Linked DNA regions of Mus musculus: region 2 is linked to region 1. Evidence: chromatin loops called from intact Hi-C (ENCODE). Cell type or tissue: gastrocnemius. All regions are shown on one strand.

Region 1 (8,000 bases):
CACTGCCTTCCACTGAGCACAGCAAAGGCCTGAGGAAACCCGTGGATGGCCGGCACTATGCAAATAAACTTTCTAAACTCCAAAACACTGAGTGGTCCGAAGTCCAGAGACAGAACGGGTTTCCTGTAGCTGGAGGGGATCTTTAGAAGATCTGCTTAGCTGTGGGGGGAACTACAGGGTCTTTCCAAAAAGAGAGCTGTGTGGCTCACTCTGAAATCCAAGTAGTCACCAAGGAGGAGAAGGTGGTGAGAGAATCAACACTACCACTCCCAGCCTCTGCCTCAGAGTCTCGAGGGGAGAAGCTCGCTGATGTGAGGCAAAGCCAGAATGGAGCGCTGAAGGCTGGATGTGCAGGGCGGGCTCCACCGGGGTAGAGTTGCCCAGCCACAGGGGATGCTGCCAACAGTCCCTTTAAAGTGTTTGTTTTTCTGATTGTGGTGACAATGGTATGCTTATTGTTAAACCACCTCCAATATCTCAGAGAAGCATTTAAACAGTGGCTCCAACCCAGAGTGGTTTGGTCCCTGGAGGAGCAGTGTCTGGGGACATTTGGGGTTATGTTGGGGACAGGGTGCCGCTGGCATCTAGTGGGTAGAGACTCAGACCCCACAACATTCTCTGAGGTTTAAAGAGACCCCACCTACCTCAGTGGTGTCCAACTGTATGCAAAGGGATTTAAAGATGGAAAACATTTAGTATAGTATTCCTTTGGGGTCAGCACTTGGGAGGCTGAAGCAGGAGGATTGTCGTGAGTTCCAGGCCAGTCTGAGTAACATGTCAAGTCCAATGCCCACCAAGCCTGAAAACCTGAATCCCATACCCAGACTCGCATGTTCTGTAGGGCTGGAGAGATGGCTCAGAGGTTAAGAGCCTCTGGTGCTCTGGCAGAGGACCTGGGTTCGAGTCCCAGCATCTGCACGGTGGCTCACACCATCTGTAACTCCAGTTCGAGGGCATCCAACAAGCACGCACCGGTGCATATATACTTCACACAGGCAAAGAATTCATAGTCACAAAAGGAAGTAAGCAAATCTGAGCAAAGCAAAACCAACAAAGTCCTTCAGCAAAAATAATCCCTGACCAAAAGCAACTTGGTGGGGAGACGATTTGCGTGGCTTACACTTCCAGGTCACAGATGATCCCTGAGGGAGGTCACAGCAAGAACCCCTTGTCAGCTTGTTCTCAGACTTGTGTTCAGCTTAGCTTTCTTATCTAACCCAGGATCACGGGCCCAGGGATCAGTGCCCTCCGTGGCGGCTGGCTCTTCCTACACAGTTAACCATCAAGACAACCCTTCCACCCCACGCCACCCCCAAGACAGGCAGACCTGAGCTAGACAACCCCCAGCCATGTCTTCTCTTCTCTGAGTGACTCGAGGCTGTGTCAGCTTGCCAGTTAGGAATAACTGGTACACCACCCAAAGGTAGAAGGAAAATAAACTCCACAGAGATGTGCCATGGCATGCCACATGCATGGACACGCACACGCACACACACCCCCGCACGCACACACACACACACACACACACACACACACGCACACACAAGCAAATGCACACTAAGTAAAACCTTTTAGCTCTTCCCAAGTCCTCTCACGCAGGACACTGCTGCTTTGTGAGTGCCCACTTTGGGATCCATTGGCACAGCCTGCACATGTGGTCTGAGACACCAATCGCATCCACACGGGCCTGTTCCTACTACGAGTTTTGGGGGGTCTCTAAGGCCACTTTATTATTTCTGTACTATTTATCTCTTGGCCTTGATTCTGGGGACCCAGCCACCACTTTTAATGATTAATTCTAACACAATTGAACTTTGGGGTATCTCACTGTATAGCACAGGCAGGCCTTGAACTCATGGTGACTCTCCTGCCTCGGCCTCCTCAGTGCTGGGTCAGAGACATTTGCTGCCCCTCCCAGCTGGCTTAGTGTAGTCTGTCTCCTCCTCTGTGAATATGCATGTTAACTTAGTGGCCCACATCACTCAGCATTCCTTTGCAGACCGTGGGTCCTTTATTTTCATGAGCAAGGTTTTACCAAGATCTCTTGTCCTCAGAATTGTCTGGGGCCTCTCATACGTTGAGTGGAGTGCCCCACATGTGCCCAACATCTCCAGGACACTTTAGAACTTCTGATCTTTGGCTATCGGGTGTGAGGTCATTCTGCCCTCAGGAACCATGTGCTATCCTCTCTGCACAGAGCAGGAGGCCTACTTCTCCACAGCCCCAAGCTTGCCAATCTGTGTATATGCCAATCTGATAGGTGGGAAATGACATCATTGCAGCTCTTATTGGCATTTCCTTGGTTTGCTGTCAGAGCAAAATGTGTCTTCATGTGATCGATGCATTTAGTAGTTTTTTTTCCCTTGGTGACTAGTTAGTTTTGTGTTTATCTTATTTTATTGTTTTGCAAGAACTCTTTGTATATTAAGGATATGGGCCCTTTCTGAGAGTTCCACGCTTCCCTGATTTCCCTTCCCCTCTTCCTTCTTTGCTTTCGAAGATTGTGCCTGAAGTTCCCTGGAGCAGTTCACGGTCTGCATTGGGAAATAGCTCTGGTAACATGCTGTCTTACAGCACCCTCTGTTCCTGCCCTGTGCAGCACAGCCTCTGCCCACCGTGTGTCATTAACCCCTGCTCTTTAGCTACCGCCCAGCAGATCGCTTTCCTGGCTGGGAGCAGAGTTTCATTTTCACCTTCCCACTGGCCCAGTGCCCCGAGACTGTTTACATAAGAAACGGTTTGATTATACTGTGCAGCCAATGGCAGCCTTTCTCAGAAGAGAGGGGCCAGGAACATATAATCAGAGCCACTAACTGCACACAAAGCCTCACGGCCCACTCCGGGTTTCCCACCATCCCTAATGACAGTTTTTCAGGGAAAAATAAAAGCGGAGTTATGACCTCCTGCTAAAAACGTGTTAAGGAACAGGCTTTTAAGAGGAGACTGCGGCCTCAGCCTTCCCATCCTAAAATCCCGGCACTGCAGCTCACAGGCTTTGGGAAAAGTCATTTCAATACCGGGATCACTTGTAAAACCATCACTTTCAAGGTCCAGGGAGAGGGTTCGCCTTCAGGGGCCTGAAGCCTCCACTGAAAGTGCTCTCTCCAAAGAACCAAGCACCCATAATTTCTCTTGCAGGTTCCTTCAGTCCTGTGGCATGATGACAAAACCAAAGACTCATGTTCTTTCTGTCCCCCCCCCTGCCTCCCCACCCCCACCCTGTTCTGGATGCTTGCTTCCCCTCCTGTTTTCAAGGCGGCTGCTACAGCTCCAGGCGCCATAGACAATATTCCACAAAGACAAGGCTGGCTACCTCTGCTCGCCTGTCTCCTCCCATGAGCCGCACTCCCCCTGAGACTTCTCATTATATCACGGGTCTAATTCCCAATCAGTCATCAATAGGGAAGGAAAATGTCTCAGACTGGCTTATGCCTGCAGCAACCTGCTTGGGGGCGAGGGTAAAGACGCCCTGGACATACAGGCTGACAACCACGGAGCAAAACTGAGCCCTGCTAGGAAAGAAGGCATGGGCAGGAAGGGTCGTGGGCACAATTCCGGGCAACCATTAGGGGCATTAAGGGTAGACGTGGCAAACTCCAGCCATGTACAGTCCTCCCTAGAGGAGGACCACTGCTGCCATAGGCCAGAGAGTCTCTCAGCGCATCAGGATCTAAGCTTCAGGATTCTCATGTGGATAGCCCACGGCCGGTGACCTCACACTCAGCAAGTCCTGAGAGCACACCCACCCCATCTGTCAATCACTGTGCCTGAACCCCACCTCCCCTTCCCAGACCTTGGTAAGTAATCTGGCTGACATTTGGCCTTTCATGGCCTGTGCCGTCCCCTCTGTCTAGAGCCCTCCTGCTCTGTCCTGTCTCCTTGCTCAGAGAAGCACCTCTAACCCCACTGCTGCACAAAGGCCTCTGCTACCCCTTGAGCCATTGAACTGGTCTGGGTGAGCGCACAGCTCAGCCCACCTCCCTGTGGACTCTACCAGACTCAAAGGGGGAGGGGGAGGGGAGAGGAAGGGGGAAGGGGAGAGTTTATCATCTTTGTCATCATCATTATTGTTGTTGTTATTGCTTTAATCTCTTTGAAGGAATGAATGGATGCAGGCTGGAGGTGTGTCTCAGTGGGCAGAGCACCTGCCTGACACACCTTCAGTCCTGGATTTGACCCTGGGCACCCCATAAGCCAGTTATGATGGTTACACCCAGTCATTCCAGGGGGGGTCAAAAGTTTGAGGTCACCCTGACTACACAGCCAGTAAAGACCAACTTGGGCTAGAAAGAAAACAGGGGAGTGGGGTGAGGGGCCTGCCCACTACTCTGTAGTCGGAACACTCTTTCCAAGAGACGACTCTAACTGTGGTATTCTCCTGTCTACAGTCCCCATGGATCCGGTTACCCTCAAGGCTAAGCCCAGGGCCTTAAGTGGCTTTCCCAGGCCACTGGAGGGGCTGCCACACACCTGGCTGCAGCTCCCCTATCCTTGAACACCTCACTCTGTGCCCCAGAGCCTCATGTTCTCCCTGCTCCTGGGCTTGGCTATGCTCTGTGCTTCTCCTGGGAATCCAGCTTCTCTCCTTCCATCTGCTCTGCCAACCTCTACCCACAGCTTCACACAGGTTCCAAATGGCTACGCTGGCCCTGTCACTCCTTCATTCCAGTCAGTGGGAAGTGAGAGTCCCGTTTATTTACAGAACTGTGGGAAGAAGCAGCTGAGGGCAGGCCCCAGACCAGTTCTATACACGTGACCTTTTGTCCTGGACACCTTACCCGGAAGACTCTGAGGCCCAGTGAGATGCGTGTAGCCGGGGGCAGTGGGGCTCATTCATCTGGCTGGCAACATCAGCACCATCCTGAGTGACACTCCTCCTGACAGGGACTCACTCAGAGACAGGACAGAGTCCTGTCCAACATGGACCCCACTCCAGCTGCCTGGCCCCAGACCTGCACATTTTCTACCCTGAGGGAGGGCTCCCCTGTTTTGCTGAATCCCCCCCCACACACACACTCCCCACCCCCAGCTAGGTCCCTCTGCCCTGGTCTCTATCAGGAAATCTCCTTACTGTCCCTAAAATGCCACAGCCTGACCCCAGGTGTCTCCCATCCTGAGTGCTGCTCAGCTGACTTGGCAGGGATACACAGGACAGTGTTCCAGATCCTTCCTCCCTCCGCCCTTCATCCAGAAAACCGTAATTCTGTAACGGGGCTTGTGTGCCTCTTCCTCCATTGGGTTCAAAGCCCATCGTGGGCAAGAGAGACAGGGTTGCAATAGAGGACCATCCCCATGTTGGCCACACCCACACTAGCACTGAACAATTGATCCCATTTCACAGCTGAGAAAACCAAGTCTCAGAGACTCAAGGCCCCTCTAAGCCCATACTAAGAGATGGGGTCAAGTTTTGGATTCGAGGCCAGATCTCAGAATGAGATAAATACTAGACTGCCAGGAAAAGGAAGGATTCTGAATTTGGCCATGGAGGCTACGGTGTTCATGTATGTCCATTCGTGCTCTTCAACTTGGGTGACTGTGTCCCTAGGGCATGTTTACTGCTGTCCACAGACATCTGTGGCCATCGTGATGAGGGAGGCCCCTGCTCCTGGGACCTAGCATACAGAGGCCCCTGCGGTGCCCATGGACCCTTGGAGTGAGGGACTTGACTGCCTGATCGTGAGCCAAAATTCTGAGTCCCACCTCCAAGGCAGTGAGGTTAGGCTTCGCCGAAGCCGGAGTTTCAGAACGATTTCTATCAAAATTAGAGAACAGCAATAAAACCAGAAAAGGAACCAAGTAACTCGGGGAAGTAACAGTGGCCCCATCATAAGAGGCAAGTGAGAGGTGAGAGATCAAAGCCACACACAGCCACGGAGAATCGGAGAATCGGTGTGCTCGGCACAGGGGCTCCGTTGAGAGGCCATCCTTAATTTATAGGAAAGTGCCAGGCTACAGAGGGGGATACACGAGAGGCTCCCTAGGCTGTGTGATGTTAACAGTGAAGACTCTGGCAGGAGAAAAGCCGTAACTGTTCAGGGACCAGGGAGGAAAGACTGGCACAGCCCTCTGTGATGTGAGGTAAGCTGACGTGGATCTGCTCCAGAAAACTGTCATGGGGTGAAGCTTAAAAGCCAGCTGCAGAACCAGGTGACGTGGGACAAGCCCCAGACAGACACCACTGCGTCCTCCACTGTCCCTCCCTCAGCACAGGACCCTGATTTTGAAACCACCACCTTCTCAGTATCCTCCCAGCCATGAGGATGTTCTGGGTGGCAGTCGGTAAGATGGGGAAGCCCCCAGGTGGGACTCTAAAGAAGCCACCTGTCTCTCCCAGGGAGTGCTCCCTGTTCAGCCTTGATTAGCATCCCTGCTGGGGTAGGAGCAAATACCAAGCAGGGAAATGGCCCTCCAGGCGAGCTTGAAGTTGACATACCCAAGTGGGTCATCGGTGACAGCCCTGAGCATGTCCACCAGCTGGGACCTGTCCCCACACAAACACAGGCCTCTCAGATGTGACGAGCACTTGTCTGCACAAGCCTCTGGGGGCCGGTCCATTTTCCTTGTGGCCAAATACTGTCCCCGCCATGTGGTAAACACATGCCTCCGTGTCCCCAGCCCTCCAGGACAGAATTACATCCAAGAACTGGCAATGCAGCTAAAGGCTTTTTCAAAACAAGATTTTTTTTCCAGAAGATATTTATTATTTTTGCATTTATATGTGAATGTGTGCGCGCCTATGGGCATTTATGAGTACCACCTGAATGCAGATCCCTCTGGAGGTCAGAAGAGGGCATTGGGTGCCCCCTCCCTAAGCTGGACTTACAGGAGGCAGTGAACTACCCAAGAGGGATGCTGGGAACAAACTCAGGTTGTGGAAGAGCCATGCATGCTTTAATGCTTGGCTAGGTCCTCAGCCACACAGGCACAGGCTTTGGAAATACATTGGGAACGCTGGGCGTGGTGGCAAGCGCCTTTTACCCCATGATTCAGGAGGCAGAGGTAGGCAGATCTCTGTGAGTTCAAGACCAGCTAGGGCTACATAGTGAAACCAGGCAGGGTGTGTGTGTGTGTGTGTGTGTGTGTGTGTGTGTGAGGCTGTGGGGGGGGGGGACGGTGGTGGAAAGAACATGCAGTATACAGCCCACCGCCCAGGCAGCACCCTCCTGGACACTACATTCTCAATTCACCCATGGATTAGTCCCCTTTCCTTCTGACCCAAGCCCACAGGCCAAAGGGCACCTAGAGGGCACCCCAGCCAGCTGTGAAGAGCTAGGATGGTAGAATAGGGAGAAGGGAGGCTCCACCTCACAGGAGAGAGGCCTTGAACCAGGAAGGGAGGCTGTGGGCCGTGCAGATGGCCTCATGAGGCAGCCTCTGTCCCTGTCCTCCCGCACAGACATGCGATGCCCCCCCTCCCCCGGGGAGGTGGCCTGGCCACTGTCCCTGTTGTCTGTCCTTTTCCCAGAAGTGGGAGGCCGGCTCCCTTTATCTCCAGGCCAAAGTCCCCCCTCCCCCCAGGGAAGAGAAGGAATGTCACCTGTCATCATGGGGCTGGTGAGTCACCTCCTGCTGGCTGGGGGCTACAGTCTGCCAGAACACTGCCTCCTGCCTCTCAGCTCCTGGGGGAGGGGGTGAGATTCTTACTCTGAAAATGGCCAATGATACCTCTCATCTGGAGTGAAGGATTCTGGCTTTCCTGTCCTTACCTAGTGACTTAAGGTGGCCATGGCTCTTTCTTTGGCCCCAGTCACACACTTGACACATACATTCTGCTCGTGCTAGCCAAGTTCAGGGCACTGGGTATGTACCAAGAGGGACACAGGAGGCTGCCTTGCTCCAGAACGACAGCGGGACCAGGTTGGAAATCAGCCTGATAGTGAGACCACCTGCCCGTGTTCTCTGTGTCTTGGCTTGGGAGTAACCTGGGGAAGGGACAGGCAATGCTGTTGTACAGGTCCTGGAAATGTCACCTGGAAATGCCTCAGACTGGCAGTCACAGA
Region 2 (8,000 bases), 130 kb before region 1:
GCCGCGACAAGGCCAAGATGCGCAACCTGGAGACGCAGCACAAGGTGCTGGAGCTGACGGCGGAGAACGAGCGGCTGCAGAAGAAGGTGGAGCAGCTGTCGCGAGAGCTCAGCACCCTGCGGAACTTGTTCAAGCAGCTGCCCGAGCCGCTGCTGGCCTCGGCGGGCCACTGCTAGCGCGGCGCGGGTGGCGTGGGGGGCGCCGCGGCCACCCTGGGCACCGTGCGCCCTGCCCCGCGCGCTCCGGCCCCGCGCGCGCGCCCGGACCACCGTGCGTGCCCTGCGCGCACCTGCACCTGCACCGAGGGGACACCGCGGGCACACCGCGGGCACCGCGCGCACGCACCTGCACAGCGCACCGGGTTTCGGGACTTGATGCAATCCGGATCAAACGTGGCTGAGCGCGTGTGGACACGGGACTGACGCAACACACGTGTAACTGTCAGCCGGGCCCTGAGTAATCACTTAAAGATGTTCCTGCGGGGTTGTTGATGTTTTTGGTTTTGTTTTTGTTTTTTGTTTTGTTTTGTTTTTTTTTTTGGTCTTATTATTTTTTTTGTATTATATAAAAAAGTTCTATTTCTATGAGAAAAGAGGCGTATGTATATTTTGAGAACCTTTTCCGTTTCGAGCATTAAAGTGAAGACATTTTAATAAACTTTTTTGGAGAATGTTTAAAAGCCTTTTGGGGGCAGTAGTTGGCTTTTGAAAAAAAATTTTTTTTCTTCCCTCCCGACTTTGGATTTATGCGAGATTTTGTTTTTGTGTTTCTGGTGTGTAGGGGGCTGCGGGTTATTTTTGGGTTGTGTGTGGCGGTGGGTGGGGGTGTCGCATCTGGGCTTTTCTCTTCCCATGGCAGATGGGGTGTCAGCCCCTCCCCCCAGGAGAGGGGGCAGAGTGCCAGGTCAGGAATTCAGGGTGACTCAGCACCCACGGGTGCTGGGGGACTTGCTAGAAACCCTGCTTGGGACGGGCCGCCCTCGGCTTGGTTTGAGTGTCAGACTTGTGTTGAGAGGACTAGACATTCTGTAGGAAAGGCTAGTCCAGACAGCTGGGTCAGGGCAGGTGAGTTCTGTGTGTTTGGTGGTGTGGGGGAGACCGCACGCCTGTTTGGTGTCTGTGTCCCTGTGTAGCTGGAAGAGAGATTGGGCCGAGAGGAAGGTGAAGGGAACACTTCCTACTCTGCTTTCCCTTTCTCACTATTTTTTCTGCCCAGAGGGGACTAGGAGCCTCTCTTACTGCGCTCAGAGTGGCTGAGCCAGGACTTGAACGCAGGGCCAACACTCAGATTTGCCGGGGCAGCTCTGCTGCAGCCGGGCCGCATTAGTGAGAGTTGAGGGTGTCCAAGGAGTAGTGGATGTGCTGTGTCCCGCCGTGCCTGGCACGCCAGAACTGTTACATAAGCGTTTGTTCTTGTTATTATTTTTGATGGGAGGCTCCTGGCATTTGACTGTGTGAGTGTGGAGGCCAGCGTTCTGCAAGCCCTGGGCCTGCCTGCCTGCATCTCCTTCGTGCCTCGTGGAAGGTAGGCACTACTGTGCCTTTTGCTTTATGGATTTGGATAGCTTGTGGCTCTCAGGTCCCGATGAGCACCCTGCTGTGAGGGATTCTGGGTAACGGGTAACAGAGCAGTTTGCCAAAGGCCTAAGGGAGCCTGGGATTTTTAGGGGTGACCAGCGACTCTGGTTGGTGAATAGGGAATCTGTTTTCTTCCCTTACTCTTTGGGAACTTGGAGTGTTAAGCCTGGTGACCTGTCTCCCACTGTCACAGGGTGAGGCTCTCTCCGCCTGCTCAATGCTAAGGTGGTTCGTAGCCTGTACAGACCCTCAGACACTTGGCTTCCATTCAGCTTCCTTCTAGGCCTAGACAGATGGACAGACACTTGACCCGGTGGGCCCGGGAGCCAAGGTCAGTGAAACCTCATGGTCCAGTGTCTTGGTGGCTTCTGTCTACACCAAGTGACTGTTGGTCAGTTCCACTGCTCCAAGACTTAGAAGCCAAGCCTAGGCTGGACCTGGGAGATGAGGGAGGCTCAATCTTTCCAAGGATTCGAAGCATTAATGTACCTCTGCAGCCAGACTGGCCGGCATCCATTTCTCAGCATAAGTAACTTGGAAGTCACAGAAGTGCCACTCCCACTGGAGGTCCATCTCCAGCAAGTTTGGGGTGGGTTTGTAGTCCCTGTCCCTACTCCGAATCCTCCATCCTTCATAGACAGTTCGTTTCCTGGCTCCAAGATCAGGTAGCCCTCCGCAAGTCAAGTGGCAGTACAGACTGGAAGGGATATGAACCCAGGCCCATCTGATAACTGCAGGATCAGGAAGAGCAGGAGTAGGTCAAAGGTCAAAGGCTTTGACTGTCATGAGTGTGGCCCACTGTAGCAGAGGCCACTGATGGGGTGACACACCCCATGGATCAGATCACCGGGCTGCCAGGGACCAGCTGGACCACAAGCTTGGAGACAGAGCAGAGAGACAGGGAGAGGACAGCAGCCTGAAGGGTAATTGTGGGGTGAGGATGGTCTCCCCAGGACCTTGTCACAGGTGGGCTGCCAGGGCAGGTCAGCCAGATTGCCTGCAGCCCCACTGGGTGGTTGTCACTGCTGAGACTTGCTAGGAGGAGGGGCAAGCAGAGCCCTCCCCACGCCTGCTCCGGACGGGCACCTTCACAAAATGTATTCTCTCGTCTTACTGTCTAACGCAGCCACCCACAACCTGGTGACTTTACCCAGGAGAAAAGTGGGTGTTGGAAAGGGAAGCTGGAGGCCGCGCTCGCTGTGGTGATCAGCTCAGCTTTGGCCGGAGCTTCTGCTACAGGGTTCTCCTGCCTGGCAGAGACTGCACCACTGAGAAGGGTAAAGGTTGGCACGGGAGCCAGAGTTGCAGGGGGTGACCATCTCCTACAATCTTTTGAGGAATGTCCCCACCCCCACCCCACATATCCAGCCCCGACTTGTTTGCAGACATTTATTTGCCTGGTTCCTTTTCATTTATGTGACAAACATTTATTGAGCACCAGCTGTATGCCAGCTCCATTGTTGGTGTTGGAGTTGGGTGGGGACAAAGACTGAGGTGACAATTAACAGGGAGAGAAGGACACTTAAATATTCAGCCACTGGAATGACATAATGACAGGTGGGGACAAATACTCAGAAGGAAGAAAAGTGGGGCAGGGAAGGGTGGGGAGGAGCAAGAAGGTCCCTGAGGGCTTCTGAGAGGAGGTGTCTCTCTGGGGCCAGCCTAGGCTGAGTGGAGAGCCCAGGATATTGTGTCCAGTAGTCACTGAATTGCATGCTTCTCAAGCTCTCATGAGACTGGTCCTAGTTCCCACCTCGGGCACAGAGGCAAAGTCACTGTTCTCAGGATGGCTGAGCCTGGGTTGTTTGACTTCCCAGTTCAGTGTGACCCTCTTAGGGCTGATATGCCTCCCCCTCCCTCCCTTACCCTATTCTGGACTACCCGTGGACCTGCTGAGATGGAGGGACCCCGGAGCATCCCATCCGTTACTCCTGCAGGGGTTCAGATGTTGCTATTGACTGAGCACAGGTTTGGGGCAGGCTGGGCAAAGCAGGGGAGGCAGAGAGCTGGTGACCAAGCCCCTCCTGCATCCTTAGAGGCAGTGGCCAGGAGCCTCATTTTGTGATGTTTGGGGACCTCCACCACAACTCTTCACAGGACAGTCTTTGCTCAAAGATCGGTGTGGCTTTTTTTTTTTTTTTTTGTACAAGATTATGGGGTAATTTAAAGGCACAGGATTTGAAGGGGATTTAAACCAAGCAGGGATCTGGCAGGTGGAGGACACATTTACTGTGGATAAAATGATAGGCAGTGTGTGTGTGTTGAAAAAAATGCTACACGCTTCCGTGCCAGACAACCAGTGTTGATGGAGTTGGGATTTCAACCCAGGGTTGGTGGGTTCAGACCCCTCCCTGCTGACCTGACCTTGCCCCAGGGTTGACAACAGGCACACACAACCTCTGAGGGTAAGATGTACCCCAGGACCCATGGCTCTGAGCTTTGTCTCCTGATGGCTGGAGACATCAAACAAGACATTTGACCTTTCTAGGCTTGCACTTCCTTAAGGTGGACAGAGTCCATCTGGCCAACCTACCACAAGCAAATGCTTGCTGCAAACCCCAGGTGAAGGGGATTTACCTGCTAGTAACAATGTAACAACAAGAGAAACAATGTTGGTGATAACTGGTAAGATGGTATTTACCTGTTATCCCAATACTGGGGAGGTAGAGGCAGAAAGGTCAGGAGTTCAAGGTTATCCTCTACTACATAGGGAGTTTGAGGGTAGCCTGGGCTACATAAGACCCTAACTCAACCTCCTCATTCCTTAAAAGGAACCCATAGCAAGTTGGTATAGTCATTTAGATAGTGATAAGAGGCTTGAGAAAATAAGACAGAAGTGGTAGAATGTACCTGAGGTTGGGCCTCAGGGAGTCAGCAGGTGCAAAGGTCCTGAGGCAGGCTGGAGGGGTGGCAGCCAAGGCTAGAACTGATAGAGGAGTGTGGAGGGTCATAGACTTTCTGCAGGGCCTCTGAGGCCAGAGTGAGGCCAACAGAGGCTGTGTGAGGATGGCTGAGTGGGTGCCCCTGCCAGAGCCTGGCACCCATAGAATCCCTGATAAGTCTGGTGACAAACAAAACAGGCCCCTCAGCCCTGGAGGCTAGGCAAAGTGCAGTAGGTGAGGGAGCAGAGTGGCTGCCTGCCTGCCTGCCTGGCCCAGGAGAGCTGAGGGATTCAAGCCTGTGACCCAGGCCCTGGAGCCATTTGAGTTGAGCCGTGTGCCAGGCAGGAAGAGGGGCCAGGCTGGCCAGCAGGGACTGGAAGAACAAAGGCTGTGAGCCAAGAGAGAGAGAGAGAGAGAGAGAGAGAGAGAGAGAGAGAGAGAGAGAGAGAGAGAGAGGGAGAGGAGTTCTCTGGGAAGCTATGACTGTGGGACAGAGGGCAGCCGCCTGGGGATTGGGGTAGGGTTGGGGTGGGGTGTGTGAGTGGACAACAGTCCATGCTGCAGAAGGAAGCCAGGCCTCCTATGGTCTCAGGACTGTAAGATAGGGTGGAGGCTGGACGTCCAAGACACATTTTGTTTTTATTTAATTTCCAGAGATGTGGATCACTAATAATAATAATAATGAAAAAGTCAAAAGCACTCATAATTTTAATATCCAGAAATAAACCTGTTAACTCTTGCTGTGTGGCCCTAGGTATGTTACCTTACCTCTCTGTGCCTCTGATTCATTGCTTATCAAGTGGAGTAATAGCGAACTGGCTTCATAGGGGTAAGGAGGGAGTGAGGACGAGTTGGTTCACCTGACATATTTAAAATGATCCCATCCTAGTTTAGGGTGGGCGTTAGCCACTGCCCTTGTACAGTGCAGCGGAATCTGTCGTGTCCAGTACACGTGAATTGGACAAGCAAGCACTTCTTTACTCTGGCCGTGACAGGGTGATAGGAACATTCCTCAGTGTTTTGAAAAGCTTTGACAGGTTAGTTCATGCAGAGACCTCTGGAGATGGCATTGGTTAGCTTCTAGAATGTTCTTCCACAGATTTTCATTCTCCCCCTCCCCCTTCATTGTAGCTAATGTTGCCAGTGAAGTGTGCACACCTCCTCTTCTCCCTCAGCCATGGGACTGCTCAGGTCTGGGAACAGCTGCCTTGTGGAGAGACTACATTCTCCAAGCTTCTCTTGCAGCTAGGAATGACCCCCTGAGCTGTGAGCATAAACTGTAGGAGGGGCTGCCGGGAACATCTCTGCAGGATCCCGTCCTTCCTACATTCTGCCCGGAACTCAGATGTCTAGAGCTGCAGAGACCATCTTGACCCCAGGGGCAACGCTTCACGCTTCACGCATAGTAGCAAACCCAAAAGACAAAAGGCATTGAGTCCCGTTGGCGGCAGAGGCGGAGCCTCAGTCCTGATGGCGGAGGAGGAGCCTCACCGGTCCTTGCTGACCCTGCTCTGCACTTGTTTGTGTGAAGAAAAGAAATCCCTGTTCATTGAGACCTTTGTCACTCGGTTTCCTGTTACTGGCAGCTGAATACATTTCTGACACATTTGCTCAAACAGCGCGGAGCTCACTGGGCCTCTTTGTCACCTGTGTTTCTCAGGGGTGGCCTAGTGCTTCCTCGTCTGGGCTGTTCTGCTGACACCGTTCCCCAGAGAAGAGAAAAGGTCTCTCTGTTAGATGAGGTGAAAGGGTTGATTTAATTCATTTGAATTACAGAAGTCATGTGTGAAGGCGTCTGGTGTCTCCAGATGGCTCTGGAGTTCTCAGCATGCTTCAGGTCAGGCGTGACCCAGGCCCTTGGGCTGGGTAGAAACTTCTCGGCTGGCTTCAGCTGGCTTCAGACCCTGCTTTCCCACCCTAGTCCAGAAAGGGGGCCCACGAGTGTCAGAGAGGTTCAGGCCCTGCAGTGGCGCTTAGAGCATGTTGTCAACTATTGTCACCTGGAATGACCTCTTTGCCCTAAGCTCCAGCCACCAGCACCTGCTCCCTGGAGATGCCAGCCTGCCAGGGCTAGAAGGCACCTTCGTCAGGCACAAGGGCCAGCCCACCAAGATCGCTGTGGGGCGAGTCAGGAGGCCAGGGAGCTGGCAGGGTAAGTTATTATTTTTATAGCTGTCACCAGATCCCTGGCCCAGCCTTGCAGCCCTGGCAGGGACAGAGGCAGCCTGGGAGAAGGAGGACGCCTTAGAGGCTTGGTAGTCAGGGCAGGGGCTGTGGAGAAGGGAACACCGGGGCAGGTCAGGGCCTGCTGGGCCTCGGCTTCTCCTGCTTCATGGGGTGAAGGGCTGGTGACTGATACACAGACATGGCATCTCTTGCCTTCGTCCCTGACCCCAGGCATGTGCCATGAGGTTCTCCCAGGCCATTCCAAGAACTGCATTGCACCCTGCTCGAGTCCCCTTAGGCCTACTCCAAGACCATGTGTGACTTCCTTTACAGCCTCATCCTGTCTGTCCATGTGGCCAACTCCTGCTGTGGATTCCTCTTCCTTAGTCTACCATCACACCTGCAAAGGCACTTAGCTGTCCCTGCCGGGGGCCTCAAAGGGCCAAGCCAATGCCCAAGAGCCCCTCCCTACACCCAGGTTATCAGTACTCTGATTTTGTTGTTAGGACAGTATGGCATGTAGCCCAGGTTACCCCTAAAATGCTGATCCCCTTGCCTCTATTTCTGGAGTGCTGGGATTAGAGACCTACATTATGCCAGTTTCATGAAATGTTGGGGATTGAACCCCTGACCTTGTACACACTAGACAAGCTGCATCCCCTGCCACTATACCGTGAGTTCTGATAACAAGAACTTGTTCACCCATTTCTGTGAATTGTGTTAAAGGAATCCCATGCTTGGTCCCCAACTCCAACTTCACGTTTCTCTAAGTGGCAGTGTGTGACTTGCTAGTCCTTTTTATTGCTGAGTGGCCACTCATTTTATAGCTTGGGGACAATTTGGTTTCCATCTGGGCTCTTTAGGGGTGGCTGAGATGGATACTGTACAAACATGTGGTCCAAAGTGTGTGTGTGTGTGTGTGTGTGTGTGTGTCTGTCTGTCGGTCTCTGTGTTAAAAAACACTTGTCATCTTGAAAAAGATTGAAGATTTATAGGAAAATGACAAACTTGGGCATATTTCATCTGGACTGGGAATAAATCATTGAGTTCTCACCAGTCCTTCATTATTTGTTTCTCGTAAACTTTTTGTTGGTGCTAGAGAGAGGGCACAGTCATTAAGAGCACCGGCTGCCCTTTCCAGAGGACCTGGGTTCAATTCCCAGCACCCACATGGCAGCTCACAACTGGAGTCTATAATATCAGTTCCAGGGGACCATCACACAGACAAATATGCCAGCAAAACACCAATGCACATAAAATAAAAATAGGTAAATCTATTAAAATCTTTGTTTCTTGGTGGGCAGTGATGGCACACAGTTTTAATCCCAGCGCTTATAGGGCAGAGGCAGGTGGATCTCTGTAAATTCAAAGGCAG

The links. Peaks named below come from ENCODE experiments on the same cell type or tissue, not always from the same donor. Only the 100,000 strongest peaks of a DNase experiment are listed, where the experiment ranks them.
Region 2: a loop joins it to region 1, with 6 times the contacts of the local background. A loop is called at or near these places in 2 of 42 quality-filtered maps.

Annotation. Positions count from the first base shown.
Region 1 is chr2:167,821,007-167,829,006 of GRCm38, forward strand. No RefSeq gene overlaps it. Among named protein-coding and RNA genes, the nearest start is that of Gm32600, 4.4 kb to the left of the region's middle. In gastrocnemius, no CTCF peak of the experiment used is centred here; DNase peaks (open chromatin) are centred at 6,498 and 7,464; H3K4me3 peaks cover 1,048 bases; H3K27ac peaks cover 6,153 bases.
Region 2 is chr2:167,689,737-167,697,736 of GRCm38, forward strand. Cebpb (CCAAT/enhancer binding protein (C/EBP), beta) reads left to right here. Exons shown (of 1, transcript NM_009883.4): 1 at 1-696. The coding sequence ends at 176. A530013C23Rik (RIKEN cDNA A530013C23 gene) reads left to right here and starts at 1,023. Exons shown (of 2, transcript NR_110334.1): 1 at 1,023-1,064; 2 at 5,591-7,677. In gastrocnemius, no CTCF peak of the experiment used is centred here; DNase peaks (open chromatin) are centred at 323, 899, 4,805 and 6,382; H3K4me3 peaks cover 4,386 bases; H3K27ac peaks cover 8,000 bases.